Linked DNA regions of Mus musculus: region 1 is linked to region 2. Evidence: chromatin loops called from intact Hi-C (ENCODE). Cell type or tissue: heart. All regions are shown on one strand. Links, peaks and the distances in the headings refer to the core of each region. The heading gives the core; the rest is flanking DNA. Region 1 holds the start of Rftn1 (raftlin lipid raft linker 1). Region 2 overlaps Rftn1 (raftlin lipid raft linker 1).

Region 1 (15,851 bases), core at 2,941-10,940, 70 kb before region 2:
TGTGTTTGCAGACTCTGAGCCAACACAAACTCTTCCTTCCCTAAGAAGCCTTGGCCAGGCTGTGTTGGTTGGGTTTTTTGTCAACTTGACCCTAACCTAGACACATCTGGTGTGGTGTGAATGAGAACGACCCTTAGGCTTATATGTTTTAAGTACTTGGTCCCGACTTGGTGGAACTATTGGGAGAGCACTGGGAGGTGTGGCCTTGCCGGAGGAGGTGTGTCACTGGGGAGTGGCCTTTGAGATTTCAAAAGCCCCTGCTATTCGCAGCAGTTAGCTTTGCCTGCCTTTCAGCCACCATGAGACAGCAGGCTGAGCAAGCCTCGAGGAGCAAGACCAGAATCAGTGGTTTCCCCTTGAATCTTGCCTCAGCTTCCCTCTTCAGGTCCCCCCCCCCAATCTTGGGTCCCTTTCTAGATTTCCTTTCATGACTGGTTGACTACACATGTCAGCAGAAATAAACCGTCTCTTTCCGGAGTTGCTTCTGGTCATCGTTTTTATCCCAGCAGCAGAAAGCCTAAGTCAGGTTTACAAAAGGAAGGCAAATAGAAGCAGCAAAGGCTGGTTCTGGAGTTCTTAGCCTCAGGATGCTCCCCAGGTGACTGCCATTGCTGCTGATGGGGGTTCACTGTCAGTGCCACTGGGGGATAAACCCCTTGTGGCCTGCCTCTCTGCTACAGGTCCAGTGCTCCTCTGCGCAGGTTCTTCCTAGGGTCCAAGAGCAGAGCAGCAGTCCAGAGAGCGCTCCGAAGGACTTGCCAGCAGGCTTTGAACTTTGAATCCTGCCTTCAGGGAGACCTGGAGCTACCCCCAGCCCCTGTTTGACACCCCCCTTTCCTGTCCTGCTTCCCCTTTCTCCTGTGCAGGCTTTCATTGACTCATGTCAGACCTATGTGTGTGTGCATGTGTGCATGCGTGTGTGTGCGTGAGAGCGTGCATGCTCGCATTGCATGGCAAAGATAGTGATAGCACAGGGCTAGGTGTTAGACAGATCTCTGAATGGCAGACAGGTGAGGAGAGCCACAGCTAGACAATAGTGATGAACCCTGCTTCCTTATCCTTCTGACCAGAGACAAAGTCCTGGCAGCCTGAGACAAAGGCCTCCTGAGCCTTTTCTCCCGCCAACACCGCTGCAGGTCTAGTCTCACAAGTTCAAGGCTAGGACCAGAACACATTTACCTGATGTTTGGGGCCTCAGTTTCCGTGTCTTTTTGCAAACTGGCCAATCCTAAATTAGGGAAGAAAGAGCCCCACAAAACATCCTTAAAACCCAGCCCCACCCCTGGGGAAGGCAGGGCTCTGCTGTGCTGCAGATCTTTCTGTGTGCCTCCCTATGAGTTTCCTCACCCTTAATAGATGGTTTTCCGTGCTGGTTGGTTGCTTCTGTCTGCTGCGTCTGAGATTTCCCCTGCTGCTGCTACCTTTTGTGCTCAGATTCTTCTTGCCTTTTAATTCTTTAACTGGCAGAGAAAACAAACTTAATCTAGACTGCTAGGCAGTAACAGTAGAAAGGAATGGAGGTAGGACCCTGGGCAATGGGTCTGTTTGATTTCCTAGTCTTTTCCACTTTTTAATTCTATATTTAGACCTTGACTTCAGAAACTCAAAAACTAAGATTTTGTTGTTGTTCTTGTTCTTGTTCTTGTGCTAGCTCTTCCTTGTAAAAACCATGCTTTTTCTTTATGTCTAATAAATCTAGATAATGACAAAACATTTGCCCATTTCCTTATCCTCCCGACCAGAGACAAAGGCCTGGCAGCCTGGCACAACGGCCTCCTGGGCTTTTTCTCTGGTGTTAAGAAAGTTCAGTGTGGACAAAAAGACAGTGGGGATGGAGAGGAGGTGGAAGGAAAAATCCTATCAGTTACTATGTAAAAATAATTTAACATCCACGTACTGTTATAGTTCAGTGTCAAATGTCTCTCATAGACTCATGCTTTTTGGTCTCCAGCTGATAGTAATATTTTTTGAGGGGGATTGGAGGGACTATGGAACTTCAGGGGTTGGGGCCTAGGGTAAGAAGCATGGCGTGTGGTAGTTCTTGAAGTTTGTAAAAAGCCACTGCTTCAGGAGGAGTTGCTGTTTCCTGTCTGCCACAGATCTAAACAAGTTCCCTTCACTATGGCTTCCCCCACCTCGATGGGCAGCATCTCCTGAAACACTGGTCTAAATATGCCCTCCTTCCTGTGAGCTACCACCTCATCAGACATTTCATCCCAGCGCTGAGAAAAGGAAACGATACAGGTACCAGGGATGTTTCTCCGTGCGTTCTCTCTTTATATCTGGAGAACAGAAAGGGCATACATATGGGAATTCACTGTTCAACACATACACATACACTGGAATGAACACACACACAATCTCTAGCAATATAATACACTGACTTATATGAACCAACAAATATGTCTTACTAATAGACTAACCTTGAAGCAAGTGGAAGCTTCTGACTCCATCTTTGGGATGTGGATGGTACTGGCAGGGCCAGGCAGTTCCTCAGGCCATATGAGGGAAACAAAGCCCAAAGAGCAGATTGTTTCCTGTTATTCCTGAGAGATTTAGTCTCTAATGGCTCTTTTCTCTAGAGAGCAAATTCAGTCTCAGCCACAGGAGGGCCCCTGTCCCCTGAACTGCTCACACAGGCTAGGAATTCAGAATTAAAACGAGGAGGAGACTCAGGGCAGAATAGCAGTAATTTGTCTTTTGTAGTGTGTGTGTATGGATTATTTGGCTCTAATCCAACCTTTCCTCGAACTGGTCATGCCTGTGGATAGCATTTTCAAAGATATTGGTTTGACTACTTCAGACAAAAATTGCTAGCTCGTCTGTGCAGATCAATACATACACAAAAATACCAAAAATACAAGCTCCCTGCCCTCACCCAGTTCACATCCTTATATCCCAAGACAGACTCAGAAGCTTGTCATACTGAGCGGTGTGCCAGTGTGACCAGGAGAAACCAATTTGCCATAGGTACTTCATGACAGGGAACAAGGGACAGGGACTGCTCAGAAACCATGGCCCTGGGGCCTCTACCACTTTGTCTGTGGCAGGAACCACAGCCATCATGCATAGAGCCACCTCCCCATAACCATGGGCTATGGAGCAAGTACCTGCCAAAGGTGACCTCACTATGGTTGCGAAGCTACCTCCAGCAATCACTGTAAGGATAACTTATGTGTCATAGATGACTTATCTCTCCCATCAGCCCAAATGCCATTCACAGGATGGGCATAAGCTCTGGGTTTCCTGGTCTTATGAATTATCAGTCAAGGTACCAGTCCTTTGTGTCGCATGCTTTTGTCGTGCATACCTTCTGTCCCAAGTTGTTACCTCTGTCTGCAGAAATGGAGTTAGCCAGAGCTGAGTTAGGAGCAGGGTGGCCCTAACTCGGGTGGACTTGTGGTTTGGGGGGTTGTGTGTGAAAAGGTGGGCAGAATAGCAGGCTGTCTCTCCTCCACCGTAGCTAAGGACAGCAACCTTGCTCCAGCTGCTGGTACCGGCGCTGGATTATCTCCAGAGGAGGGGTGCATCCAGGCCAGGACAAATTCGCTCCAGGTAGGGCACTTCTTTCCCTTGAGCTCAGATGGGTTTATACAGGCCTTCCTACACTTGTCTAGGCCGGGTAAACTCCTCCTTCCCCCACAGGGTGTGAGGGGACCCAGCTTTCCCATTAGCTCAGACCTGTGTTTTATCAGCTTCCCACAGGCAGGATCCCGGTTCTGGGAGCATCTGTGACCTGTTGTGCAGTAATAGCTCGGTTTTCCTCGTGTTCAGCATCCTTCACAAGTACTTAGTGTGAAATCATAAGGGAAGGAAGTGTGAGCAGAAGAGAAACAGCACTATTACACAACCCCCCCGAAGAGACCGCTGTGATAGAATTAAAAGCTGCCGCCCTAGGACATTCTAACAGACAACACTGTGAGGTTGCCAAGGTAACCCACCAGGATCCAGTTCCAGCATCTCTGGGGTTGAGGCTGGGTAGATGAGGTCAGTTAGAGGTAAGGCCCAGCTGCCCAGGGTTTGTCCCCTAACCAGCCGGCCCACAGCAGTCCAGGCTTCTTCCTATACAACATAGGTGACCCCAAGGCTTGGCTACTTATCGAGTATCACAAGCAAAAAAGAGACTGAGAAGATTCAGGGTAATTGTTAAGGTAGAGTCCACACATACAATAATAATTCGTTGCGTGCATGTCTATCAAATGCCATGTTCCAGAGAGGAAGCGTGGTGGTGTATAGAAAGACAGGTCAAGAGTTCCAGAGGGAAAGCCAAACAAAACTTAAACATGGAAAAGCAGGTAGGGAAAAAAATTCATCAAAGACATTTAAATACACAGTGTTGGTACTAAGGACAGTAGTGAGGGACAGAAGATGGAAAATGTCAGCATAAGGTTCCCTCGAGGAACTGGTGTTTACAAAACAAACAAAAAAAAAACCCAACCCCCCCAACGCACCCTAAAATAAAACTACAAACACAAAATTCATAAGTGGAAAGAACTTGCTTAAAAATAATCTGTCTCCTCTCTGTGTCTCTCCATGTTTGTCTCTCTCCCTCTGCCTCTGCCTCTCCCTGTCCTCCTCCTTGTCCCTCTCTTCTTTGATGCCCTGCGATTTCTTGTTGACCACTGGCTGGCACTGTTAGGTTCTGTTAGGTGCTGTTTTCTCTCTGTAGTGACCATCAACGGTCCTGAACACTGGTGTAAGAGTCCTGATTTCCAGGTCTCAGCAGGATCTTTAGCGGAAAGGCACCCTCCCTCCCTTTGACTTCATAAATAAATGTTCAACACTGGGGTGCCCTGGACCCCTGTCCTGGCTTATTATTTCCAGACATGAACTAGGGATAGGGAAATGTGGAGAAAAGTGGGCGGAATGCCGGGATGGGGTGGGTAAATAGGCAGAGGAGTAAAAAGACAATTCAGGGGCAGAGTGATGGGGGGAGTAGGAGAGGGCCACAGGGAAGAAAATCCCTGAGTAGCTCTCACAAGAGGAGTTCCTGTAAACAGGCAGTGCTGCCTCCCCCCTCGCGCATGTTTCTAGTACCAGAAGGACCTCATTAAAACACAGGGTCTAGATCAGCCAGCCCTCTGCCGCGTGTAGCTCCAATGCCTAAGGACCCTTCTTTGCCCAACCAGAACAGGGTAATCAATTAAATCTCAGCCCCTTATGGTAATGATGATAATAACGATAATCGCAGAATTATAGAACGCTTCCAAGCATTTTCCATTTAATAAGACACAAGGAAGTGCTGGTTGGCCGATGAACAGGCCCAAAGTCACCCCCAGTCACTGGGAAGTAAGGACAGAAGGCAGCAATCCATCCTGACCATTTGTCTCTAGGGTTCCTGCTCTCAAGCCCTGCACGGTAATTCTGTTTTGTTTTACTGGCCTCAAGGAGACAGGATTTCACACTTTCACTATGGTAAAGCAGCCCTGTTTTAGGGAACAGCCTTATGGATTCTCATTGGGGAATCCATTTTGCTAGGCTAAGATGACCCAATTGCATCAGGATCTCAAACCTTTGGATACCTGGATAAAGTCGGGAAAGAGGCTGAGGCCAGTGGTACTATTTCTCTTCCCAAGCACTACTTTCGGAGAGATAAACCTGGGAGCAGAAGCTGCCTGGGGACGTTCCCACCTGTGGAATGGGTCCAGAATGGATCTCTTTCTAGCTCTCCTCCCCGCCCTAGCCATCAATCAGCACGTTGATGGCCGTCGCCTTCCCAGTATTTTGGCTGCCACCTTGGTGCTCTCCTAAGCAGGTCCCAAAACCCAAGCCTGGGAAAGAGAGGTGGGGTTAGGGGGAGGGGGAGGGAGAGCCCGGTTGCGCGGCGCTGGCGACGCACGGGGCGGACGGGTCTCTCGTGCGGGGCTGCCAGGGGCCGCTCGGCTTCCCCCAAGAAGATGCAGCACAGCATATTTTGCACATGAGTTCAGAGGAAGAGGAAGTGTAGCGGGCGGACGCGCGGCGGAGGCGGCGGCGGCGGCGCGGGGTGGAGTGGGGGCGGCGGGGCTGGAATCAGAGCGCGCAGGGCGCAGAGCGCAGCGAGCGGGAGCGCGGCGGCCACTGGCTCTGGAGAGGTACCTGTGCGGCCAGCGCCGGAGGGACAGACGACAAGCGAGCGGCCGCGCCCCGCGCTCTGCCCCCACCCCCGGGGTCGCGTCGTCCGCGCGCCGCCCTGCTCTGCATGGCACAAACTTTCATCCCGGGACACAGCACGCTGTCTCCGCCCGCGCCACGGTCACCGCTGCTGGTCCCCTAAGGTAGGTGGGCGTGCGGCGGGCCGGCGAGGTGGCGCGCAGAGGCCTGGGTCGCTGGCTCTGCTGGCCCGGGATCCGGGTGAGCAGGCGACAGCTCCTCGTGGCACCTCGGGGGCTCCGGAGCTGTTAGGCGAGCCCCCTGGTGCAGGTCGCGTGGGGATGGGGACAGATCGATGGGACGCCAGATTCTGGGCCAACTTTTTTTCCCCCGATGAAGAGGGGGAAAAAAAGCAAAACAAACAAGCGAGAGAGCGTTGGGGTGAGAGGTCGCCTGCTGGGGGTCCTGGGCTTCGCAGGCGGAGGTCTGCTAGAAGGACGCGGAGGGGAGCTTGGAGGCTACAGGTGGGTCAGGACCCGGGGCCTTAGTGGGTACTGGGCCCGGAGCAGATGGGAGTTGCCACCGCCCACGTGCACCCGGAGACCTGGGCTCGACCCAGGGAAGAGGTGTGCGACTCTTGAGAGCAGGCAGGAGGGTACTCGGTGGAAATACTGAGAGCTAAATCCCAGGCACCAGAAATGGGGCTTTTCTCCTCTGAAAAGGGGATTTTTTTTCTTGCCTTGTTGTAACACACTTTTCTAGGCATGGGGCACACCAGGATGGGCATGGGGTCTGGGCGAGGAGGAGGGAGTGTGTATTTAAAGAAGCCTGACTGTCAGGCGAGTGCGCCAGGTCTACTGGCATCACTGTCTTTGGAGGCCAGAATCGCGCAGAGGGCAGGGTTAGCCCCGCGCGTGCTCCCTGATGCCTGTTGGCTGCTGGCTCTCAGCTGCCCCCTGTGGGCGGTGGGTGGTGTGAGTGAGTTTGTTTAGGGGCTTACAAACAAAAACTATTTTTTAAAAAGAATCTGGCACAGATCTTTGTATATGAGTGGCTGCCTAACTGCCCAGCAACAGACCCTCTGTTCATACAGCTGTTTTCAGAAGGGGCGCAGGGAGGTGGGGTGGGAGTGGGTGGTGGTGTTAAGGTCAGAACAGGTGTCTCCCAACGGCTACTATGGAGTGTCATCTCAGGATAAGCCTTTTCCAGGAAGGAAGCCCAGGGTGTAATGTGAGTGGCCTACAAACCCATGGGTAGGGCCATTGAACCCAGCATACCCGTGGCTGCCAGGATTCCTAATTTGTACCTTCTGACCAGCTGGATTCTGAGGAAGTTCAAGTGACACCAGATGTCACCAGCCACTCATCCTCAGGGGTTAAACAACGAGCTGTGTGGTGCTGTGCTCTGACCTCAGTTAAGCAGTGTTACCTAGAGTGAGCTTGCAGACTCTTCTGCCTTCTGTAGAGGTTTCATGAGGTCCGAGCAATCGCAGCCTCAAGCTGGGGAAGCCTCCCTGTGCCTCCATTAGTGGGGTAGGACACTGTGTCGTTTTGTCCCGTCCCCCCGACCCCCATCGTGGACAAGGGACAAATGAGGCAGATTGCGTAGTTAGCTAATCGATTTGGTGCAGGAATAAATTGGGGCTACTAGTCAGTGAATTTTTTTCTCTGCCTCTGGAACAGGGTTTTTTGGGGCTTGATTTCAGTGACTGCTTTGTATGTGGGGAAGCAGGCTGAGTGGTGGGAATCCCTGTAAAGTGCCTAGAGTTTCTCCAGGCTTCACTTATGTCAGAGATGGAGCTGGGTGGTCCCATGGCTGGGTGGCCATGGCTGCCTTATCAAATGTGAACTTGGTAGGCTAAGAAGGGGGTACTCCCATATTTCTATACCACTTTCGATTTTTATTGTTGTTGTTGAGGCAAGGTTTCCCTGTGTAGCCCTCACTGGTCTGGATCTACCACTATGTAGACCAGGTTAGCCTCCAACTTGCATTGATTCTTCCTTCCAAGCACTGAGATTATATGTACCACCACACCTAGCCCCCATTAAAACAAAACAAAACATTATATAGTAAAGTTGTAACAGAGATCATACAAATACCTAGGAGGGCACAGTGGCATACGCCTGTAATCTCAGAATCCAGAAGGTGGAGGAGGCTGGAGAAAATTGAGTTAGAGGCTAGCCTAGGCTACAAAAACAAAGACCCACCATACCTAGATTTTCTAACATTTCGCTGGATTGACTTTAGTGCACACCTAGGCACCATCCATCGCTCCAGTGTGCTGCTTTATGCATTTTAAAATAAGCTACAGTCTTAGTACAGGGTTACTTTATAAGTGTCTCAACTCACATGTTCAATGTGTGTTCAGTAACACACACATAACAGTGGAATAGTCTGCACATTGTTTTGACATATGTATGCACTGTGCAACCCGATTCTTATCAAGACAGGTAATACACCATCAACCTGGGTTTCTTCATGGCCCCTATCTTCCCGGTGGCAACCACTGCTCTGTCTTACTATAGGTTTGTTTAATCTGTGATTTAAACATCATATACATGGAGTTCTGCAGTTCTGTATAAGGTTCAGTAACTCCGTTTTGTTAGGTTTGTTACGTCTGAGTTATGTTCATGTGATGTGTGCATGCCACAGTTGGTTAGTATATCCCCCGGTTCCTGGGTACATGCGTTATATCCAGTTTTTATTGTTGTTGGTGGTGTTAGTTGTTGGTTCTTGTGAAAAAAAAAACACTGCTATGAATATTTGTGCATTTGTACACAGATTCCTGGGGACATCTTTCCCATTCTCCTGGACAAACACCCGCATCACAGAAGACATGTGTATAGTGTACAGAGAAAATTGCGAGGCCTTTTTCTAGGGTGGTGGTTCCATTCAACATTCCTAGAAAGCGCACAAATGTGCCGGAGATGAACTCACAACCCAGCTTTCCTATCTCTTAACCAGGATGATTGCTTATATGACTGTTTCCTGGGGCTACGAGACAGTGTTCTCCGGGCCCAGCTGGGACACTAGTGGACATGTTTTCATACGTAGAGGGGACTCCAAGAAGCAGTCCCTGACTGCTACTATGTGCTTATTTTTTATTGGTGTGTGTGTGTGCATGTACATATACAGATGTGTATGTTAGAGGGAGGTTAGAGGGTAAGTTTGGGGGGTCTCTACTCACCTTCTCCCTTATCTGAGGCAAAAAACTCTTGTTCACAGCTGCATAGATCAGCTGGCCGTTAAGCTTCTGAGAATCCCCTGCCTCTAGCTCCTGTCTTACTCTAAAAGTGCCAAGATTACAGATGTGCTGTGTCCAGCTTAGGTAGATCCTGGAGATTCGAACTCGGATCCCCACAGTTGCCCACTAAGCACTACTCACTGAGCCTCCTTCTCAGCCCTTAGGTCGATTTAGACTTAAATGACTGCAGAGGATAAGATGAATGCTGCATCTTTATAGATCGACATAGAAGGGATGTCCGTAGGGGAATAGACCTGAGATTGTGAACAATCTCCACTGAGTGCTTTCCATAAAAAGAAAAACACAAAACAAACAAACAAACAAACAAACAAGCCCAACCCCCAACTTTCACAGAATCTCCCTGAACTTCTGCCTAGAAATTCCTGAGGGGATTCTGGGCCATTGGGTGTGCTGATATGAAATACCCTGTGCTTGGTGGAAATACCCTTTGGATGTCACCGTTGTGGACAGCCACCTGCATTTTCTCTGGGAGGCAGGGCAGAGTTGGGGTGCGTAAGCATAGAGCAGTTTTGCTGAGAGTGTGATTTGCCCTTTTTGTGAGAAATAGAGTCCTGCATCACCCATCTTATTACTGAGAAAAGGTGCATGGCCTCTCAGAGGCCCTTTCCACTATAGTCCCTCTCTGTGGAAACTGGAGCAGGGCTTGACCTAGGGTGATCCGGGAGACAGGAACTGTGAAACAGACAGCGAAATGTTTCCATGGCCCTCACGGTGTCTCAGTACTGACCACGTTTCTCAGGGGACAGATGACCCATGTTCAGTCTTGAGATATTGGAGAGGGTCAGGGGGCTCTGCCATGTATAGTAAATATGTGTGACAGAGGTCACGAGAAGGGACACAGCGGACATCTACTAGAGAACTGAGCTGCCCATCTTGACAGTGGATGATGAGAGATCAAGGTCCTATGATGTCTCATTCACAACCGTCTGTCAGTCGGTGGTTCTCCTAGGGTGTGGGACAGATATGGAGTATTTGGACCTAGAACAACTTCGTTATTGTAGAACCATCCTGTTCCATGACATATTTTGCCATTGTTATTAGCAAAATGTTAGGTGTTAGACTAGTTGCTAGGTGCTGCTCAGCACTTTATGCGTGCCCTGCCATCTGAGTCCTCTTCAGGACGAGTGACAGCGGTGAAGCTCAGTAGGCCCTGGGTTTACTTTCCAGTGTTCCCAAAACATTGAAGGAAGAGACTGTGGCGCTCAAGTTTAGCAAATGCAGAATGATCTGGAAGTTCACAAAGACACAACAATGTAATAGAAATGTCACTGGGGCAGTCAGAATGAAATGACAGGAAATGGCACACCAGAGTCACTTCCTCCAGTGTTTTATGTACTTTTGTCTTACAGGCCTAGAGTGTCGCACCGTTGGGACTTGTAGAGAAGTACTGACTGTGATGCTTGGCACGGTGACACATGACCTGTAATCTTGGCATTTAGGAGCTGTAGATAGGACAGTGCAGAGTTCAAGGCTAGCCTGAGCTAAAAAGGAGCCCCCCAACTCAAAAACCAAATCAAGGGCCAGCGAGATGGCCCAGCAGGTAAAGGTGCTTGTCTTGAAAGCCTGATGACATGAGTTAAGTTCCTGGAGCTGTTATTTGGTTTTGTTGCTGGTTTTTGTCTTTGTTTGTTTGTTTCTGTGTAGCTCTGACTGTCCTGGAACTGCTCTAGAGACCACACTGGCCTTGACCTCGAAGCTCCTCCTGCCTCTTCCTCCTGAGTGAGGGAGTTAAAGGTGTGTGGCTCCACATCTGACTGAATACCTTTTGTTTTTGAGAAGTGAAGTAAGGATCAATTTGGGTTGTGATTTTATTGAGTGGGTGGAATAGAGTAGCCACCAGCCACACGTGGCTGTCACATGTGTGTCTAAATGAGTCAAAGTCCAATGAAAGCAGACTGCACTTCTTCAGGAGAGCTAGCCACGGTTCAAGTGTCCAGAGACAAGTGTGGCCACTGGAGCCATGTCTGCCACTCTGTGAGCTCTGTGGGACAGTCACTCTGAGGGCAGAATGGGACAGTCGCTCTCTGCTGTGCAGATTTCCTTGGCCTTCAGATGAGAAGAGGTGGCGGAGAGTTGGTACCAAGGACTTGGGCTCATTCTTTGACAGGGATGTGTTTTGGCAGGCGTTTCTTTTATGTTTACCCTTCCGAGGATTTGGGGAGGGGGTTGTTATGCGTGATAACTCTTCTCCCATTCACATCCATTTCTGACATAGATTCCAGTTTCTCTTGTCTCCTGGGCCCCGAAGGCGCTTTTCATTATTATCGTTGCATATTTTATCAAGACATATTTTCTTGAAGGATCAGTACGGCAGGCGGTTCAGAGTCCCCGCTTGAGTCCTGTTAATTCCTTATTCACCAAATAAGAATCTGGTCCAGCTTTTAAATATGCATTTGTGTGAATTACTCCCTACCTGGGCTGAATTCAGAGAGGGAAATTGCTCTCACTAGGCCAGAACCAAAGAGCTAGGAAATCAGGTCACATTCTTTAGGGATGGCCACCTGCCAGCGCTGAGGCAGAGACATCATCTGGGAGACTTAAAGGTTTGTTTGGGGACTCCCTTGGGTTAGAGCTACCTCAGGAGAACAGGGGTGACAGAGAGGGCAAGGACCACTAGTTGTCTTCATTATTCGGTGATTCTTGCCTTGTATGTGAGATCAAAGGATAGGGAAAGCCAGTCCTAGGTGTTCATGGCCAGATTGAGACAAACTGTGCCTGTCACTGTGCGTGAAGCTGACTGGCCCATCTGCTTCATAATCCTGGATCAGAGATTTCCACACTTTTCAGTCAAGAGCTGATGACTTCCTCTGGCTCCTGCACATGAAATACCCCATTTTCCTGTCCTGCATCTCCTCAGAGTCAGCATGGGGGAGGGGGGCTTTGTAGGGGGTGACCAGCTTCAGTTGTGTTGTTGTGTGTGCATGTGTGCATAAGCACCCTGCTTTCCCACTTCACCTAGTGCTGGGGAGCCCCTTATACTTTGCAGACTAGCTTTCATAGTGTGTGGATTTGAGGGTGTTGTGATAGCTGCTATGCATGAAGCTGGGTATAAAGAGATTTGGTTCGTCACAGAATGGCTAATGGAATGTGTCAACTCCACGGATTTTCATATTTCAGAAATAAAAAGTGCAGGTTCATTCATTTAAATCCTTTCTCAAATTAGAAAGGGTTTGTGGTGCAGGGCAGTGGTGGCGCACATCTTTACTCCCAGCATGCAGGAGGCAGAGGATCTCTGAGTTTGAGGCCAGCCTGGTCTACAGAGTTCCAGGACTGCCAGGGATACACAGAGAAACCCTGTCTCAAAGGAGGGAGGGTCTCTCTCTCTCTCTCCCTCTCTCTCTTTCTCCCTCTCTCCCTCTCTCCCTCTCTCCCTCTCTCCCTCTCTCTCTCTCTCTCTCTCTCTCTCTCTCTCTCTGTGTGTGTGTGTGTGCATATATCTTTTGATGGTTTATAAGCACACTTTCAGTGTAATATAGTAACCCACACCAGGTTCCATGAATCCTTATAATGGATAACAAACCATACTAATATTGTACTGAATGGTTAACACTTCTTTATCTATTTAATGGTATTAGGGATGGTAATGGGGCTTTGTGCATGAGAGGCAGGGGCTCTACCACTGAGCCATGTCCACAGTGTCCCCTGGGTAATGTTTATATTCTCATTCTGCACAGCTGAGGGATTTCAACCTGCGTTCAGCACAGCTCGACTCTCTTTTATATAATTGTCACTGTAGAAGTAGGTGTTCCATTCGTCTCTCTTCACAGATTCCAGGGCTTCCTTGAAGTCACATCTCGGAAGCAGGGTCATCAGGATTTGACATAGGCACCCTGGCACATGTACCTGTGTTCCCAAACCCTGGTCTAGACTGCTAGGAAAGTGAACTTGGGCTGTAGAGATGGCTCAGGGGTTCTAGGCATCTGTCAGTAAACCTGTATGACCTGAGTTTGATTCCCTAGGACCCGTATAGTGGTAAGAGAGAACCGATTTCTGCAGTTATCCTTTGACCGCCACATGCATACTGTGGCAATGCCACCTTCCAGTGAATAAAATATAACAACAACAACAACAACAATGGCAACAGTATTAATAGTAGTTGTAGTAGTAAGGTGAACTTTAGAGCCACAGGGCTCTATTTCAGAGGCCCCTTTCTGTCCTCTGTAGTTTTCTCACTGCGGCTGAGCTGCTACTAACTGCTCTGCTAGGGTTGGCCTTGGAAGGATGAAGGCTTGCCAACTGCCTTTGAGGAGGCCACTGTCCTACAGGAGTGAGTGCCATCAAAGCTCCAGACTGGTGCACCTGCTGTTTTGCTTTTTGGACATTCCACAGCAGAAGCAGTTAATTCATTTCTGACTGCCTCATGCTCCTCTTGGGACTGGCTGCTCCCCACTTCTGCTTCAGACCACTTGCCACCACAGGTCCCCTGAGAACACACCCAGACTTTGGCTTTTGCTTTGCCTCCTCGGAGTCAGCTGTTCTCCCAGTTGCTGACATCATAGTCAACTGACTTACATCTCCCAGCTTCGTTCCCCTGGGGGTGGGGGAATCCTTCAGCCTAGACCAGGCTCACAGTTCAGTCTGACCTCATACGCTGTGCCCAGCCTCCCACAGGCAGTGTCTGTCTCAAATCCCAACTCGATTATGATTTTACCGCTATGCCTGGGCCACCACTCCTTATCCTGGGGACCTCTCTGCCACCTCCTTTGTGGTATGATTCACAATGCCACCTCCTTCCTTCCCCTGTGATTGCTGTCTTCTTTTTCTACTTGACATATTTGAGGATTGGGTTTTCATCAGTTTTCTTTATGTATCTGTTCTCTATTTCCTTGCTCTTTAAGGTACACTCCATGGGAGGGAGTGTCTGAACATTTCCTGGGGAGATGCAAGCAGCTACTCACTCCAGATAAGGCACCAATGACAGACCAAAGTACCATTCCACCTAAGGCTAGCTTTGTGAACTAATTATTCTATCTGGTTATCTACAGAGCAAGGGTAAGGGATTACCCTTAAAGATCCATGCCACTGGAGAGACTCACCCCAGCATGGATGACAGCTTCTCCACAGCTACAGCAATAGAGACTCTGTTTCAGTTCATTGACATGGAGGTATAGTCTGTGACCTCCCAGACCACACACAGTTGGGTCATAATTACATACAGTTGAGTCAGAAGTGTAGAAGAGGTGCCTAGAATCTCAGGGAAGGGATGATCTAATGACCCCCAACCCCCAACCCCATACTTCTGATAGTCCTCACCAGGTCCTGTCCTGAGAGTCATCTGCAAACAGTCGCAGCCACTCTGTACAAGATGGCCCTGGCTGTTGACTCAGAGGACAATAACCTACACAATATGTCCCCTTTTGTTTTTTGTTTTGTTTGTCATGGCCAACATATTTCATCCACAGTGGTGCTCAGGATATTGGTTGGGGGAAAAGGCAGTCTCGCTGGCCTCGTCGTAAGAGTGGTGGTTTATTTTGTGTCCTTTTTGGCTGGATGGTGGTACCTGATTTTTGTTCCAACCCAAGTCTGGATCTTCCTGCAGGAGCTTTTCAATGTGATTGATGCTGAAATCGGCAGATTTCTGAGAACAGCAGGCTGCCCTTTATAGTGTGTGTGGGCTTCATTCATCAGTTGAAGAATTTAAGAGAAAATACTAGGTACTCCAAACTGGAAGGAATTCTGCCTTTGGGCAGCCCTTGCTCTAAGACAGCAGTATCAGTATGCTATGGGTCCAGGCCTGTAATCCTTAGAAGGCTAAGGCAGGATGATCACATGTTCAGGACCAGCCTAGGCTATTCATGAGTTCAGGCTCAACCTGGGTACTGTGGAAGGCTGTCTTCTGAGTATAAGAACTACTACAATCTTAATGTGAGCAGCTCAGTTCTCTATAAGAAACTGATTGAAGACACTCACAAGACTGGGCCCATTGACGTCCTTTTATTAGGGGATGTCCTCACTAAACCTTTGCTGGAGATTCAAACCACCTCCTCCGGTACCTCCTTCCCCATTTTTAGCTGCATGTTATTCAGCCCATGACTGTATGTGGTCTCTAGATGTGCTAAAATCTACAGAGTGTGGGAGGTTAAGTGGTCAGGGATTCCACCCCTGGCGATAGGGGATTCTTCAGAATTGCAGCTGATTGGAGGTCACCTGTGCTCCCTTAAGGAGGCCCAGTACACTCATTGCTTCACCGAGCTGGGTGTGGGTGAGTTACTGCAGTGCCTGGGAACAGCAGAGGTTTATATTGCTCTAGGAAAAGTCCATGAAGCACCAGATAGCTCAGTGGGACCCCATCTCAGAGTAAAAGGTAGAATGTGGGCTGGGGAATGTATTGATGAGAGGCTGTGCTGGGATGGAGGACCGCAACAGTAGCTCTGTGGGGCCTCCGAGTTTATCCTGGGATGTTTGGGCTTGTAAGCCAATGAGTCAACCCTTAAAATGAATCAATCTACCCACCTCCAAATCTCATGTCCTACCAGTTTTCTTTTGAGAATGCTGGGTGTATTTGAAGGTTCCA
Region 2 (15,851 bases), core at 4,980-12,979:
TAAGCCTCATGGGCCTCAGGGAAAGGAAGACACAAGAAAGAGGGATTTGTTCTTAAAAAGAAAGCCAAAGCCAGTTGCTAGACATACCTCCCCCCCTGGCAGCGCCTCCTGCCAGCCCCAAGAAGTGTACAAACACCAGAATAATACTGTAAATAAAAGCTCCGTGAAAAAGAGAGGAGAAGACAATGTGGCCATTTTACAAGCCTGGATCATTTACAGAATTATCTCCTTCCGTTGTATTCTGTCTAAATGATCTGATCTTACATCATGTTTTCAGGTCACTTGGGACCTGCTTGAAAACTCACCAGAATCCAGAACAAAATATGTCACTACAAAATGGAGAACTAAGTCAGTCAGTCATTTGGGAAACTGATGTTCTCAAAAGCCTCTTGACTTCATTCATTTTGAGAAGAAAAAAAAAATTTTTTCCTAATTTCTCTTTTTAGTCTGTAGCAGCCACATAACTAAAAGTTATAGGAACCAAACCAGTAACCTGGTCCAAACCCGGTGCGTGTAACTCCCGAGGGATCATTTTCTCTGGTACAGCAACAAATGATAAAGCCAGCCGTACCGTAACAGGGGCACATTGTCACCTTATTCCCACCTGAGGTAGCAGGTATAGATCAGTACATTTGTATGCGACTATGACAGGAACATGTAAGCTCTGAGTCTAACTGCAATTTGCAAGAAAAATAAATCGAGTAAATTTCAAGTATAGAGGTGAATTTGATGTTAATGGTCTGAAGAGGTCTGGATGGTCTGAGGGCTGGAGAGAGGTGAACGGTGAATGAGCCAGTCAGTGTACTTGTTCCAAGCTAGACTACCTGAGTCTAAGCTCCAGAACACACATGACCTCTACACATGTCCATACCACCTATGCAAACATGCACAGGCATGCACTCATGCACATGTGTGTGCACACACTTGTACATGCTTGTGCGAGCACACACACACACACACAAATAAATGTGTTTTTAAAGAAAGAACTTTTCCTTGTGTAAGGGTTAAGGTGCTGGGAATACTTTCTGCCTATAACTTAACCTTCTATGGTTTTGTTAAGGTTAATTTCACTGAGAAAACCTTGGAGTGTGTGACTTGAAAGGATGTTGTGGGCCAAGGGTTGCACTTTCAAAGCATCTTTCTGATGATTATGCTGCTAATCTGCTGGAAAAAAACAGACCGAACTCTTTTTATGATGTGTGTTCAGAACAGGAACAGCGATGGCCCTAGGGACTTTGGGAGGGGACTGAAGTTTATAAAAAGTATGTGGGTTTTGAGAATTCTTTTGACCTTTCATTCTTGTGGATCCGAGATCACAGTTTCTGGAATTTAACATCTAAATAAGAGGTTGTTGGTATGATGTGCACAGAGAGTGTGCTCATTGCAATGCTTGTCATGGTTGGAAGGGCCATTTATGATGTACAGAGACAGGACAGCTCAGTGAAGAGCCCTCGCTGAGAATGCCAAGGGAAGCAAAGTAAAGGGCTTCTCTCGTGAGAACCGAAGCTAGTGGAAGGGAGGAGAAAACTTGGCTTTGCCGTTAGGCATAGTATTTTTCCCCCATGACAACAAACACATTGCTCCCCCAACTCCTTTTCTGACTGCTAGAGCCTGTTACCAGGACATTGCTGCCTGAGGCCCCGAGAATCCCAAATGTGCACTTTAAGTGTCCCTATGGCTCTTAGCTAAGCACTTAATTGCCTTCTCTGGTGTTTGTTTTGTTTTTTGTTTTTGTTTTGTTGTTTAGCATCCAACAGCATGGCACTAGCCTGGCACATAGTAGGTGCTCAATAAATGTCTTTCTGTGTTGCGATGTTTTATCAAAAATATCAGAGGCGAGGTAGTTTGTAAATAGCAGAGATTCATTTCTTGTTCTGATTCTGGAGGCTGGGCAGTCCAAGAACGAAGAATCTAAAACTGGATAGTGGTCTGGTCTGTGTCTGCAAGATGGTGTCTAGTTGCTGTATCTCCCTAGAGAAGGATCACTGTGTCTTCAATGGACAAAAGACAGAAGAGTAAACAGAGGCCCAATGCCTCTCCAAAAAGCTCCTTTTGTAATGGCATAAACTCCCTCATAAAGGCTAAGCCCTCAGGGCTTAATCACTTCTGAAAAAACTCGGCCTCTTAACACTGCCACGTTCATGGTTCAGTTTCCATCCTGTGAATTTGGGGGCCCATGTTTGGACCATGCCTTGCTTATTGAATTGTCTCCATGGCAGCAAATATGGTTCTGTGTAAGAATTAGTTGTGTGCTTTTGGTTCCAGACCCCAGGACAAGGGACTGGGGTGCATATCTTACAAACCTAAGCAGACCTGGCCTCCAGGTTCTCCCAGCATCCCACAGTCCCTACCTGGAATACCCTAACCCCAACCGTGAACTTTCCAGCCCAAGTGGGGGCAAGACAGGGAGATTAGGCTGCCCTTCCCCAAAAGGCTCTCCCCTATTAATCCAGACATTTTGGGATCCCAGATCTCTCCTTCCCTCTCTCTTCTCTCTTAGCGATCAGACTCTCTCTTTCTCTCCCCCTCACCTCTCTTCCTTCCCACGGAAACTTCCCTGGCCTCCTTTCCTGGGGCCAGTGAACTTGCTCAAGAGCAGTTTTCCAGTAAACCTGAATTTAATGTAATCTATTCTGGCCTGGATTGTCCCATTTTACCAGCTGAGAAATAACTTATCAGTGGGCTCATTGCGTTAGTCACTGTTCTTGTTGCTGAGTTGGAATGCTTGACGGAAGCAGCTTAAGGAAGGAGGATTTATGTGGCCCAGTTTGAGGATGTGATCCATCCAGGGGAGTCACGTGAGGGTCTGCTAGCCAATGAGTCCATAGCCGGAGAGGTGGAGGCTGGCTGTCTACCCTCTTGTTTTTATTCAGCCTGGGACCAGCCCATAGGATGCTGCCGCCCACATTTAGGGTGCATTTTCCATTTTCAGGAAACCTAGAAATACTTTGATAGATATATCCATAGGTCCGTTTCCATGGTGATCCAAGATCCCATCAGGTTGACAGTAACATTACCCATCGCACTTACCCACATTGATGTGCAATTGATTGGAATCTGGTTTCCCCAGATGGTATGTAGTGTGTTCAGTAAGGACAGAACCAAAACTAACAATTTTATTATAGCTGTGTGCTACACATTAGTGATTGGTCAACAGGGTAGTGGATAGAGGATTGCATGAGCTGAGTTTGCTGAGTGTCAAAGTGGCATCTTGCTTTTATAGGGACAGTCTGTGATGCCTGCAGACAGGGCAGGGTCACAGCGCAGTTCTCAGAATGTGTATTTATCATTAAACTAAGTATGGCTCTGTTCAGATTTGCTGATAGGGCCTGGGGAAATGGCTCTGTGGATAAAATGTTTGCTTCGCAAATGTGTGGGCTGCAGTTCAGATCTCTAAAGCCCATGTGAGGGTTAACAAGGTTGGTAGACTAGCTGTGTGGTCCCACCACACAGGAAACAGAGGCAGAGCATATCTGGGGCAAGCTGGCTAGCTAGAATAGCTGGATTGCTGAGCTCTGGGCTCAGCAAGAAACCCTGCTTCAACAAATAAAGTGGAGAACTATAAGAAAAGACATCTGATCCTGCCACACATGTGAACGTGCAGACAGGCATGCATGCTTGACAACATGTGAACATGTGGGCATGCATGCATGCATACACACATGAAAAAAATAATTTTACCAAACTGTATACATAGTTTTCTGAGTACAACAATGGTAACTGTTCTGAAATCTGAGCATAAAACTGTGGTGAGACTTGGCTACATTGTAGTACACTATGAACAAAGTATGCTAATAGTTGCCCTTTTCTGGGGCCACAGCTTGTCCTAGCCATCTATTCCCCAGGCTTGGAAAGGAGCTGCCAGATATGTATTGTTATTCTCTTCCTGTGAAGGATGACTGATGAGGCAGCCTCTCCAAAGCTAGTGTGTATGAGGTCATCCAGGGCTTGAGCCTGGAAAGCCTAAAACCGGAGACTGTACCCTGAGTCACTAAGCCAAACTGCATCTTGGAGGTGGCCTGCAACATCTGTGGAAGGGAACACATCTGTCCAGACACCCTATCCTCGGAAGCTTGTATGTGCTCTGTTCACACGTGCACTTGCTGAGGCTCTAAAGCAAGTGGAGGGATCTGTAACAGATCGGAGCCAATTTTCCTGGAAAGTTTTACATTCACTTCTTGAAGCTGTTAGATCTGCTGTTATCAATTAATGCATGTAGAATTCCTTGAGGTTTATTTATTTTTACTTTATTTGTGTTAGTATTTGTCTACATGTATGCATGTGGACCACACATGTGCACCTGGCCCCCATGAAAGCCAGAAGAGGGTGTTGGATCCCATGGAACTGGATTCATGGTTGTGAGTCACCGTGTGATGTTAGGAATCAGAAACTCAGATCCTCTGCAGGAGCAGTGTCAAGTGCTCTTAACCACTGATCTTTCTCTCTCCAGCTCCTCCACAGGGGTTTTTAATAACAGAAATGGTTCTGGGAGCCAGGCATAGTGGCTCATGCCTATAATGCCAGCATTTTGGAAGCTGATACAGGATTGTGGGGTTGAAGACAACCTAAGCTACAAAACAAAACACCCCATAAGAACCAGACCAACCAACTAGACAACAACAACAACACACACACAGACACAGAAACACACAGACACACAGATGCATAGACACAACTCAAGCACACAAACACACACACTGAACACACACATATTAGCAGGTACACATACATGTGCGTACACACACTGCAGACTCACCCTTTCAGCGACCACCATCCACATCTTTAAACCTGAGGGTTTTCCGTGTGGTTTGGGGATACCCAGAAGCACCCAAGACCCAAGTTGTTTTCAAAATCATCCTAAGATATCTGTTTCCTCTTTCATTCTCACGCGGGACTTCTCCAGAAGATTCACGGCATATGACTGCTTTGCCGCTGTTTAACCACCGCTTGGACATTCTTGTCTGAAAAAGTTTAAAATTTTCTAAAATGCATACCAAAGTTCTAGCCCCGACACACACACAAACTCGTGGGGGAACTTCCAAGCCCTTCCCCCTTTTAATTAATTTAAGATAAGGTCCCATCTATTACAGGTCCTTCTCCTACTCCGTCTGAGCCAAGAATGACCTTGAAGTTCTGGTCCTCCCGCCTCTACCCCCTGTGCTGGAATTACTGGTGCGCAGCAGCATACATTGCTCTCTGCTTCTTCCCCACTGTGAAGGACTGGACCCTTGAACTGTGTGCGGAAAGAAGCCCTTCCTTTCTGAAGTTGCTCAGCTCAGATGTCGTGTTATACAGAGACAAGTAACTGGTGTAGAAGATAGCCATATCTTTGGGATCTTGTAGGGTAGTCCCCAAGATCCCGAGGTCATGGGCCCTAACACTCTGTGGAGACTCTTCTGTGTATCCCTAGAGCATCCATTTGAATAGAGCAGGCTCCGTTCCTGCAATTGTGAAGGAGGCTTCTTAAGAAGGATGCTGGGATCAGGTTTTTCTGTGTGATTAGAACTGAGTTCTCCAGTCTTTTGCGTTACACCCACTCTGCTTCTCGGTCTTACGAATTAGCTGTGTGCAGATTAAGTGTCCTTAATCAGGCTATCTTGAATTACAATGTGAAGCTTCTGCCACATTCCACAGACTTCTTTGATTTTCCATTTCCTGTCTGTGATCACAGAATAGTAAGTGGCTTCCCAGGAACTGTGAAGAGGGCAGATTAGGGGGTGCAGGGACAGGGGGTGCTGGGTTAATTGATTAAAATCTTATCATTTCCGTGAGGGTTGGAGAGCCCAATCTGTATCGCTCCTTCTTGGCATCGTAGTCTCTCAAATTGTTTTATTATCGTCCTGACAGACCAGCTAATGTCTGATACTATTGAACCAGGGTGCTCTTGCCGTGAGCACTCATTACTCCACGATGAGATGATCTTCACTCTTAGTTGATTATTTGAGAGCTGTAAGAGCCCTCTGTGAGTTTTGAATTTCCGTGCCAATGTCCTTTGCGCCGGACCCTCCCCAGTGCTAACCCTCCTGGGCTTTGAGAACCACAAATGATGGAGTTCGTGTTCTCTGCTACAAAGAGAGTCACAGTGTGTGCCAGTGTTCACAAGATTCCTAACCTCTACTGTGGCCCGTTTCACTTCCTTTCTTGCCTCCGGGGTTAATGTGTATCACTTGTTATCAGTGGTCTTTGTTTTCCTGGCCCCAGTACCTTTGTGGAGGCTCTATGCCACAGTTTGAGAACTCTGAGTATCTGAGGTGAAGCTTTTCACACAGTTCTGAGAAGTGGAAGGGAGTAGATTGGGTTCGCTTGCTATGGACTTTCTTGCGTTCTTGCTACCCGACTCCTCCTAACATCATTTCTCCAAGTAAGACTTAAAGAGAAACACCGCAGAACAAGGTATTCTGACAGACAGACACCACTGAGTAAACTGGGAGCAGCCTAGGCAGCTGTCCCGCCTGGCTGCTCACTGATGCCAATAGTAACCTTGACTGCGGTAGACGTCTCAGGCTTTCTTCCTTGAAAAATAATCACTGATTTGTGTGTGTGTGTGTGTGTGTGTGTGTGTGTGTGTGTGTGTGTGTGATTCCACTTTATTTGAGACTAGATCACTTGTTCACTGCCAGGCTAGCTGACCTGGTAGCCCCTAAGGATTCTCCTGCCTCCCATCTTGACATAGAAATGTGAGGCTACAGATGCCCCCTGTGTCTGCCTTTTACATAGGTTCTGGGGATTCAAACTCAGATCTTCACACTCGGGGGTAATGGCACTATCCACTAAGCAATCTTCCCGGCACTCACTTCCTAGTTTTCTTCTTGCTTTCTGCTGGCTTCCTTGCTTAGCCTGTCCCTGCTCAGCAGCAAACACTAAGGACATCTCAAGGTTGTGCGTGGCTCCCACGCTTGTCTGCCGGTGACGAAGGTTCTCAGACTCTACTCTCCAGCCAGAGCTCCCATTGGTGCTGTAACACAGCATCATCTCTGCCGTGCCACAAGAGGTGCTTGCAGCAGTAGGTGTGACCAGAACCACGGAGCTACAACCGCCACTGTTCGGTGCAGGCCAAGATCTCAGAGCTGACTTGCTGTCTCTTTCACTTCTCAGCCATTTTCTTCAGAAAGGACTTGAAAGTAGAACAGGCAGTGAAAAGCAGGCCCCGGATGGTCTCTCAGCATTTGCTAAGCACTGTGCTGTAATTCTGGGGTCTGTACCAGTGCTTGTCCTGTCCCAGGAGCACCTTGACACACGTTAATTCCTCCCTGGTATTTTATATTGTTTAATGAAATTAGAAATTGGTCAGATGGAGGAAGCCACCTGAGGCAGCACACGTGGAGGACATCAGACTGCATCATGGGGCAGCGGGGGGAGCTCTGAGAAGGGCAGCGCCCTGTGTCCTGGTGGAATAGAGGCTGACGTCCCCATGTCCCTTTCTGATGATGGCTTCACTTTATGCTGTTTGTGGCCAGATGTTTTTTGGGGGTTAACTTCTCTTTTCTCTGCCATAGCTAAAGACAGACTTGTTCTTTGACTTAAAATGTCTTGCACAAGGGCTCCAAGGAGGTGTCTATGATACCTTAAAGAGGGAAGAGAACTTCAGGGGTGAGTCCTCCTTGGTAGTGCTCAGGAGAGGAAGGGATTTCCTGGGTGAGGGAGGAAACAGGGCAGGCTTGAATTCTGACTTCTCCATGGAGACATTTCCTCTTTGTGTGTTTAATTTTACAAATCTGGGATGAGTTTGAGGTAAACATGGGGTGTGGTTAGCCACCTGATACATCTGCCATCTGTCCTTGCCACCCCATCTCTCCCTCCCCCTGTGTTCTGTGGGGTCTAAGTGTTTTTTATCTTGCTTTTACCTCTTCATGTACTGGCCTCCGGCTGCTGAATATTGGTTCCTCTTAAAGGACAGTGCCATTTCCTGGATCCAACTCACTCTCCTGCATTCTACTTACAGAGCGTCCTGTCACCTTCTTCCTGGAGACCCTGCTGTAAGGTATTGCAGAAGCCATTATCAAAGTCTGGAATCTGACAAAGAAGCTACCACCCCCTCCCCATGCCTTTTCAGAGTTTATTGTTCAGTCCTGAAGATCTAACTAAGCTCATTTTGAGCTCAGCTTAGAAAAGAATTTTGATTACTCTATCTATCTATCTATCTATCTATCTATCTATCTATCTATCTATCTATCTATCAATTTGGGGGCTCATTTATGTCATGGCACATGTGTGGAGGCCAGAGGACAACTTGCAGGAGTTTCCTCCTTACACCATGTGGGATTGAACTCAGGTGGTCAATCTTGGCAGCAAGCTTCTTCACCTGCTGAGCCATATTGTTGGCCCCACTCTACCGTTTTACAAAGGGTTCCAGAACAGAAGGCCCATGGCTTTGACTGAGGAGCGAAAGACCTGTGTATGAACTGTAGATGCTGGTTAGGTCTGGACTGAAATTAGGCAGAAGGAACAGCACCCTGACATAGGACTCTGTCTGACCTAGAGATAGTTTGTGAGACAACTAAAACTATTAATAGCAATGACTCGCATGACTTTGGTGGCTTCCACAGAGCAGCCTGGGGACACAGGCCCAGTTCCTCTGCTGCCAGGATGTCATCTGACTCCCTTCGCATCTAATGGGATAGGAGCCATGCTTATCTGTCTACACAAGACTGAGGCAGCTCTAGATTTCCCTTCCTCCTCCTGTCATCAGATCCTTGTCAGTGATGATTTCATTTGCTCATTAAAAGAATGGCAGCACTACGCATGTAAAACAGCAAACAGGGACCTTGATGGGTGGCCAGCTATTTCTGATTTACTGTTCTGGGATTATTTCTTCTTCAGTGTATTTAACCTTTTCTCCCGCCTGAAGGTTTCCTTCTGGCACCTTCTGTAGGGCTGGATTGGGAAACACAAATTGTTTAACTTTGTTTCTCATCATGAGATGTTTTTCTTTCTCCTTTGCTCTTCTGCGTGATAGTTTTGCTGGATATGGTAGTCTGGCCTGGAATGTGTGTTCTTTCAGAACATGCAGAGCGTCTGTCTAGGACCTTCTGGTTTTCAGTCCCTAATCAAAAGTCAGGTGTTAGTCTAATGGGTCTGCCTTTATATGGGAGTTGATCTCTTTCCCTTGCAGTTTTTAATATCCTTTCTTTATTCTTTGCATTTAGCGTTTTGATTATGTATTTCGGAGACCTATTAGGCACCTGTTTCTTTATAGATGGGGGAAATTTTCCTCTGAGGTTTGGCTTAAAATATTTTCTGTGACTGTGAGCTCGGCCTCTTCTCCCTCTATAGCTGTCATTTCCAGGTGTGCTCTTTTGAAAGTGTCCCGGATTTCCAGGGTTTTGTACCAGAATTTTATTAGACTCAACATTTTTTTTTTGACTGAGCTGTTTCTACTACCTTGTCTTCAAAACTCGAAATTCTCTCTTCCACTTCAGTCTGCTCATGAGGTTCTCTGAGCCTTATGTCTCACCTCCCCAGATTTTTTTCCAGTCCTATTTCAGCCTGGCTTTCCCGTTTCTTTGTGAAACTCTATTTTCATGTCTGGAAATGTTTGCATTATTTCATTCGACTGTTTGTGTTTTTGAGAACTTCATTAAGACGTTTATTCATATCCTCTTTAAGGTCCTTGAACATATTTCCTAATTGCTATTTTGGAGTCCTTGTCTCGTGCTTCAGCTAAATTGCTTTCCTTGGGGTCTGTTGCAGTAGGGGTGGCAGGCTTCTGGTGGAGGTTGTTTGTGACTGTGTTTTTTCAGCTGTTATCTGGAGTCGTGGTGTTTGTAGTGTTTCTTGGAGTGGATGTCTTTGTTGGGTGGGTGTTCAGTTCTTCGGTTGTCGTTACCTCAGTCTTGTCAAGTTGTGAGTGAGCAGCAGAATGATTTGTGGTCTTGAGTCTCATAACTCCTCTAGGGTTTAGGATTCAAGCTCTGACAGGCCCAGATTGAAGTTGAGGCTGGAGTTCTGGGTTACTACTCCAGCAGTCCAGATCATTGGGGTTGAGTAGGATTTGAGATAGTCCAGCTGGTGGTGAAGGGGACTGACCCAAGAGGTCTCTGAGTAGTAGTCATTCCAGCTCCACAAGGGTGGTAGTGAAAAAATGGAAGACCTAGGGGTGTTACCCTATGTCTGCCCTGGATGCTGATGGATTAGTCAGTGTCCCCTAGAGAAATAGAACTGATAGAATGAGTATATATATACATATATATATATATATATATATATATATACACACACATATGGCACATATATGTATATTTAACACATACACTATATATCATTATATTTAACATTTATATTTGGTATATATTATTTATTATATTTAATATATGTAAAAATACATAAAAAGTATATAATATGTATGATGTTATATAAATATAAAATCTATTTATATGTAAAATATATAGTATATAAACAACACACATATGTGTATATATATATATGTGTGTTTGTGTGTATATATATATGTGTGTGTGTGTGTATATATATATATATATATATATGTTTATATATATGTTTATATACATATATATAAACATGGTTTATCAGAGTGGTTTACAGAGTGGTCCAGCTAGACTAGCAATGGCTGTATCCCAAAGAAAAGGCCAAGAACCCAATAGTTGTTCAGTCCACAGCACTGGATGTCTCAGCCTGGCTGTCAATATACATCACAATCCCAAATAAGTGTCTTCTAATAACAATGAAGGAATGACTCTGAAGCAGGATTGATGGACTTGGCATCAAGAGTGAGGACAAACAGACAAAAAGCAGAAGTTCTACATAGGCTACCACCAGAAGATGTGGCTGAGATTTAGAGTTCATCTTCTGACCTCAGAAAATCCAGATTTAGGGTGGGTCTTTCTGACTCAGTTGATCTAGTCAAGAATTTAATCCCTCACAGCTATGCACAGCCACTTAAGTTTTAGCTGATTCCAGATGCGGTCAAGTTGACATCCAGGATGAGCCATTACAAGTGGTAAGGCCCAAAGGCCTGGAGATGGGTTGGAAGGATAGACTGAGGTGTGAGCCACTGCTGGACTTCGGGCTTCGTTCTAGAGTAGGATGGAAGAGAGGAAGGAGGCGCAGGTGGTCCACCTGGGTCCCAGCCCAGTGTGCTGCTGTGCAGTCTCCGATAGGGAGGGAGGGGACAGGCTGGAAGGAACAGCCGAGGACAGCTGAGGAAGAAGAGGAAGGACTAGGGAACCTTGGGTCTCTACCACAAGTGTTGAGTGTCAGGCAGGTCCTGTGGAGATGAGGTGGACGAGGAGAGGCAGGCAGTACCTAGAGAAGCTAGCATGGAGGAGGGTGGAGAGGCACAGGGAGTCTAGCTGGGTTCCAGTTAAAGTGGTGGCTGTAGGGTCCCTGGTAGAGACAAGTTGTTTGGTAGACAAAGGATCATAAAGGAATAGAGATGGGCGGGGGGTATGGCTGAGGAGGGTGGCAAAGAAGAACTAGGGGGACCCTGGGTCTACACCAGGAGGCTGAGTCCCAGGATAATGGTGGACTAGAAAGGGGAGCCTTGGTAGCATCCTGAAGAGCAAACACTTATAGGCTCATGGAGCAAAACAATGAGAGGCCTTGGTGAAGTTTTGTGTGTGTCCCCCCCCCCCCGCCCCCATCACTTTGGAATGGGACAGCTAGTGAAAAGCCAAGGCTGAAGGCACTCGGGAATTCCTGATTCTGGCCCATCCGGTTAAGGTTTTGGCAGCTCTTCCCATTTCCCCATTCCATGGTGTTATGGGTTTATTTTGGGAAAAAGGAGTGTGACCTTCCTTGAAGCTGCAGCTAAAGGAAACTTAATAAGGAATTAGATTAGCACCATAAAAATAAAAGTCAAAAAAGGGAATAATGTTTCCATGGACCATGATAAAATGCATCCATTTAACCCAGAGGTTCCAGATACACCTACTCTGTGACTGGCCTGCTCTGTGACATACCTGTTCTGTGACATACCTGTTGTGTGACATACCTGCTCTGTGACACACCTGTTCTGTGACTTACCTGTTCTGTGACACACCTGTTCTGTGACACACCTGCTCTGTGACACACCTGTTCTGTGACCAACCTGTTCTGTGACACACCTGTTCTGTGACTGACCTGTTCTGTGACTGACCTGTTCTGTGACACACCTGTTCTGTGACACACCTGTTCTGTGACTGACCTGTTCTGTGACTGACCTGTTCTGTGACACACCTGTTCTGTGACTGACTTGTTCTGTGACACACCTGTCCCTTGACACACCGGTTCTGTGACTCACATGTTCTTTGACTCACCTGTTCTGTGACCAACCTGTTCTGTGACACACCTGTTCTGTGACTAACCTGCTCTGTGACACACCTGTTCTGTGACACACCTGTTCTGTGACTCACCTGTTCTGTGACTCACCTGTTCTGTGACCAACCTGTTCTGTGACACACCTGTTCTGTGACTGACCTGCTCTGTGACTCACCTGTTCTGTAACACACCTGTTCTGTGACTCACCTGTTCTGTGACCAACCTGTTCTGTGACACACCTGTGCTGTGACACACCTGTTCTGTGACTGACCTCTTCTGTGACTGACCTGTTCTGTGACACACCTGTTCTGTGACACACCTGCTCTGTGACAAACCTGTTCTGTGACACACCTGTTCTGTGACACACCTGTTCTGTGACTTACCTGTTCTGTGACTGACCTGTTCTGTGACACACCTGTTCTGTGGCACACCTGTTCTGTGACACACCTGTTCTGTGGCACACCTGTTCTGTGACTCACCTGTTCTGTGACACACCTGTTCTGTGACATACCTGTTCTGTGACACACCTGTTCTGTGGCTCACCTGTTCTGTGGCTCACCTGTTCTGTGACACACCTGTTCTGTGGCTCACCTGTTCTGTGACACACCTGTTCTGTGGCTCACCTGTTCTGTGACACACCTGTTCTGTGACTCACCTGTTTTGTGACACACCTGTTGTGTGACTGACCTGTTTTATGATACACCTGCTCTGTGACACACCTCTTTCGTGACACACCTGTTCTGTTACTGACCTGCTCTGTGACTGACCTGCTCTGTGATTGACCCGCTGTGTGACACACCTGTTCTGTGACTGACCTGTTTTATGATACACCTGCTCTGTGACACACCTGTTTCGTGACACACCTGTTCTGTTACTGACCTGCTCTGTGACTGACCTGCTCTGTGATTGACCTGCTGTGTGACACACCTGTTCTGTGACTGATGTGCTGTGTGACTGATCTGTGCTATGACTGTGAACTGTCAATGCCAGTTCACATTTTCTAGTAGCTACATTAAAAAGGGAGAACATGCCACATATAGTAGCATAGGCTTGTAATTCCAGCACTCTATACTTAGAGGCAGGAGGATAAGGTATTCAAGGCTAGCCTTGGCTACAGGGCAAATTCAGAGCTACCCTGGGCTACTTTAGACTCTAAGTTGGGTGTTTTGTTTAAAAAAAGAAAAGAATGTGCAAATTGATGACATGTTTATTTAACCTAGCACATTAAAACTTGTCATTTCACTTTGTCATCCTATTAAATTAGAAATTTTACAATTCAGGTTTCTTGGGAGTACTAAACTCTGAACTATCATTTTTTTAAAGATTTATTTATTTATTATACGTAAGTACACTGTAGTTGTCTTCAGACACTCCAGGAGGAGTCAGATCTCATTACAGACGGTTCTGAGCCACCATGTGGTTGCTGGGATTTGAACTCAGGACCTTCGGAAGAGCAGTCAGAGCTCCTAACTGCTGAGCCATCTCTCCAGCCCCTGAACTATCATTTTTATTTTGTGGTTTTTGTATCTCACCGTTGACATAAGCCACATATGGCTGGTGAGCACTGGGGTGTAGGGGAGAAGGAGAGAGAAGGCTGTGTTGCAGAAAGCCTCAGGATCCCTTGTAAACAGAAAGATTTTTGCATAGTCGCTGGCAGTCTCCAGTGTGTGGAGTCTGCACAAGGCGGGAGGCCCCTCCATCCTGCCAGCAGGCTCCTTTCTCCTGCCTAGAGACAATGCATCTTTCTGGAGCACTCATGCTCCTAACAGTTCTGGATGCAGATTGGCCGAGGGAGCCAGAGACACTCGGGTATGTGCGACCGGCTGTTTCTGTGTACCAAGTTGTGAATCCGCATGTGATGGTTGTGATGATGTTCAGTCAAAGCTGAAGAAGCCTTCTTTGGAGCGTGAGAGCTCTCTGGTTCTGTTCACACTTGGCTCAGTTTGGCAGCGTCTTTAATGATATTTACATGGAAGCATGCTATTTACACGCATGTGATGATATGCATCTCAGGATGTAAGCTGTTTTGGCACCACAGTGAGGAGAAGGAGGCCTTATGGGTAGCCACTTGCAGGGTGTCTGAGGAGGGCATTGGAACAACCCCATTTGTTGCTGCAATAAACATCAGGACCGAAACTAACTTGTGGAAGAACGGCTTTTTATTTCAGCTCACAGGTTGCCGTCCACCATCTTGGGATGTCAGGGCACAAGCTCAAGCCAGGAACCTGGAGGCAGGAACTGAAGCAGAGACCAGGAGGAACACTGCTTACTGCTTTGCTCTTGGCTTGCTCGGCTACCTTTTTCATACAGTCCAGGTCACCTACCTAGGGATGATGGCACTGCCCACAATGGGCTGGGCCCTTCTCCTGTATCAGTCAGCAACCAAGAAGCTGACCCATAGACACCTTCCAGGCAGTTCCTCAGTTGAAATTCCCTTTTCCCAAATAAGCTAGGGTTGTGACAAATTGACAAAAACTTACCAACATAACACACAAACGGGCTTTGTTTGTGAGTAGGTGTCGTAATCCCATAAGGAGTACATTTTATTCTTTAAACTAGTTATGTACATTGTGTGTATTTATGTTCAGAATTAAAAAAAATAAAAAGCCTCCTAAAGGCTGTATTGAGACACAGTGGGCAATTCTCTTACCATGCTGAGCTCTTAGTACTGTGTTTCTCAGGGTTCCGAGAACACTCCTTGGGGTACAGGGCCCCAGGGCACCTCTCTTCTTGGGACAATTCCTGTTTCTACATTCTGCTGTGTGATATGAAGATCCCCAGATGCCTGCGTGCAGCCTTGGCCTCTGCATTCCTATGCCTTTTTATATTCTTCTTCTGTCTTTCTGGCGATACCAGCCTGACTTTCCCGTGATCCTCTGGGAATGATTCTGACTCCCAACAGCTTCTCCATTCTGACCCAGCATTTGTTTCTGCTGCTGTCACATGTCCAAGAGGGGATGTGCCATCCTTTCCACTTGTGGGAGCTGAGGAGCAAGGGTGGCCATGATGAAGAGACTTCCTGAGGTGAATGGTGGTGATGGTCGCACGGCAACGTGAAGGTTCTTAGTGCTACTTGAAAATGCTTGCAATAGTAGTTTCTGTTACTGTATATTTCACTACAAGTTATAAAGCTTCCAAGCATCCCTCAAGTTGACTTGCTGATAGTGTTCTAAGACCAGCTATGGACTTTTTCCATCTTACCCCTGTGGTTGCTCTACTTGGGGTGCAGGGGGTGTGTGTGGACTTCAGAGTTCATATCCAAAGTGACTGCATGTGTGTGACAAGGCCTTACTGTAATGTAATGACAGCCGGTAATGAGCCTGTTCAGTACTGTGGGATGGCCTGCTTGTGGATGAACCAGCCTGACACAGCTGCTGATGTGGTGGAATTGACTGGGTAGGGAGTCAGCAAATAATTTGTATAATTCATTGCTGTGATAAATGCTGTAAATGAATGTCTGGGAGTCTGGACAAGCACCCCAGTGGGAAGCGTGCAAGTTTGTGCACAAGCAAACAAAAATAACTAAATAAAATTAGTATTTTATCTTAGCTTAATATACCTGAAATATTATCGTTCTTTAGCAATATAATTTTGTT

What was found. Hi-C counts contacts between places; a loop is a spot of excess contacts. Peaks named below come from ENCODE experiments on the same cell type or tissue, not always from the same donor. Only the 100,000 strongest peaks of a DNase experiment are listed, where the experiment ranks them.
Region 1: it touches region 2 in a loop (2.1-fold over the local background); 7 of 42 quality-filtered maps call a loop at or near these places.

Annotation. Positions count from the first base shown.
Region 1 is chr17:50,180,627-50,196,477 of GRCm38, reverse strand. Rftn1 (raftlin lipid raft linker 1) reads left to right here and starts at 5,981. Exons shown (of 10, transcript NM_181397.2): 1 at 5,981-6,257. In heart, for the core only: CTCF peaks have their summits at 4,630 and 7,026; DNase peaks (open chromatin) are centred at 3,737, 5,957, 6,647 and 6,987; H3K4me3 peaks cover 1,890 bases; H3K27ac peaks cover 1,354 bases; H3K27me3 peaks cover 2,474 bases.
Region 2 is chr17:50,113,011-50,128,861 of GRCm38, reverse strand. The region is part of intron 2 of Rftn1 (raftlin lipid raft linker 1); the gene reads left to right. Among named protein-coding and RNA genes, the nearest start is that of Rftn1, 70 kb to the left of the region's middle. In heart, for the core only: no CTCF peak of the experiment used is centred there; DNase peaks (open chromatin) are centred at 8,571, 11,201, 11,661 and 12,271; H3K27ac peaks cover 371 bases.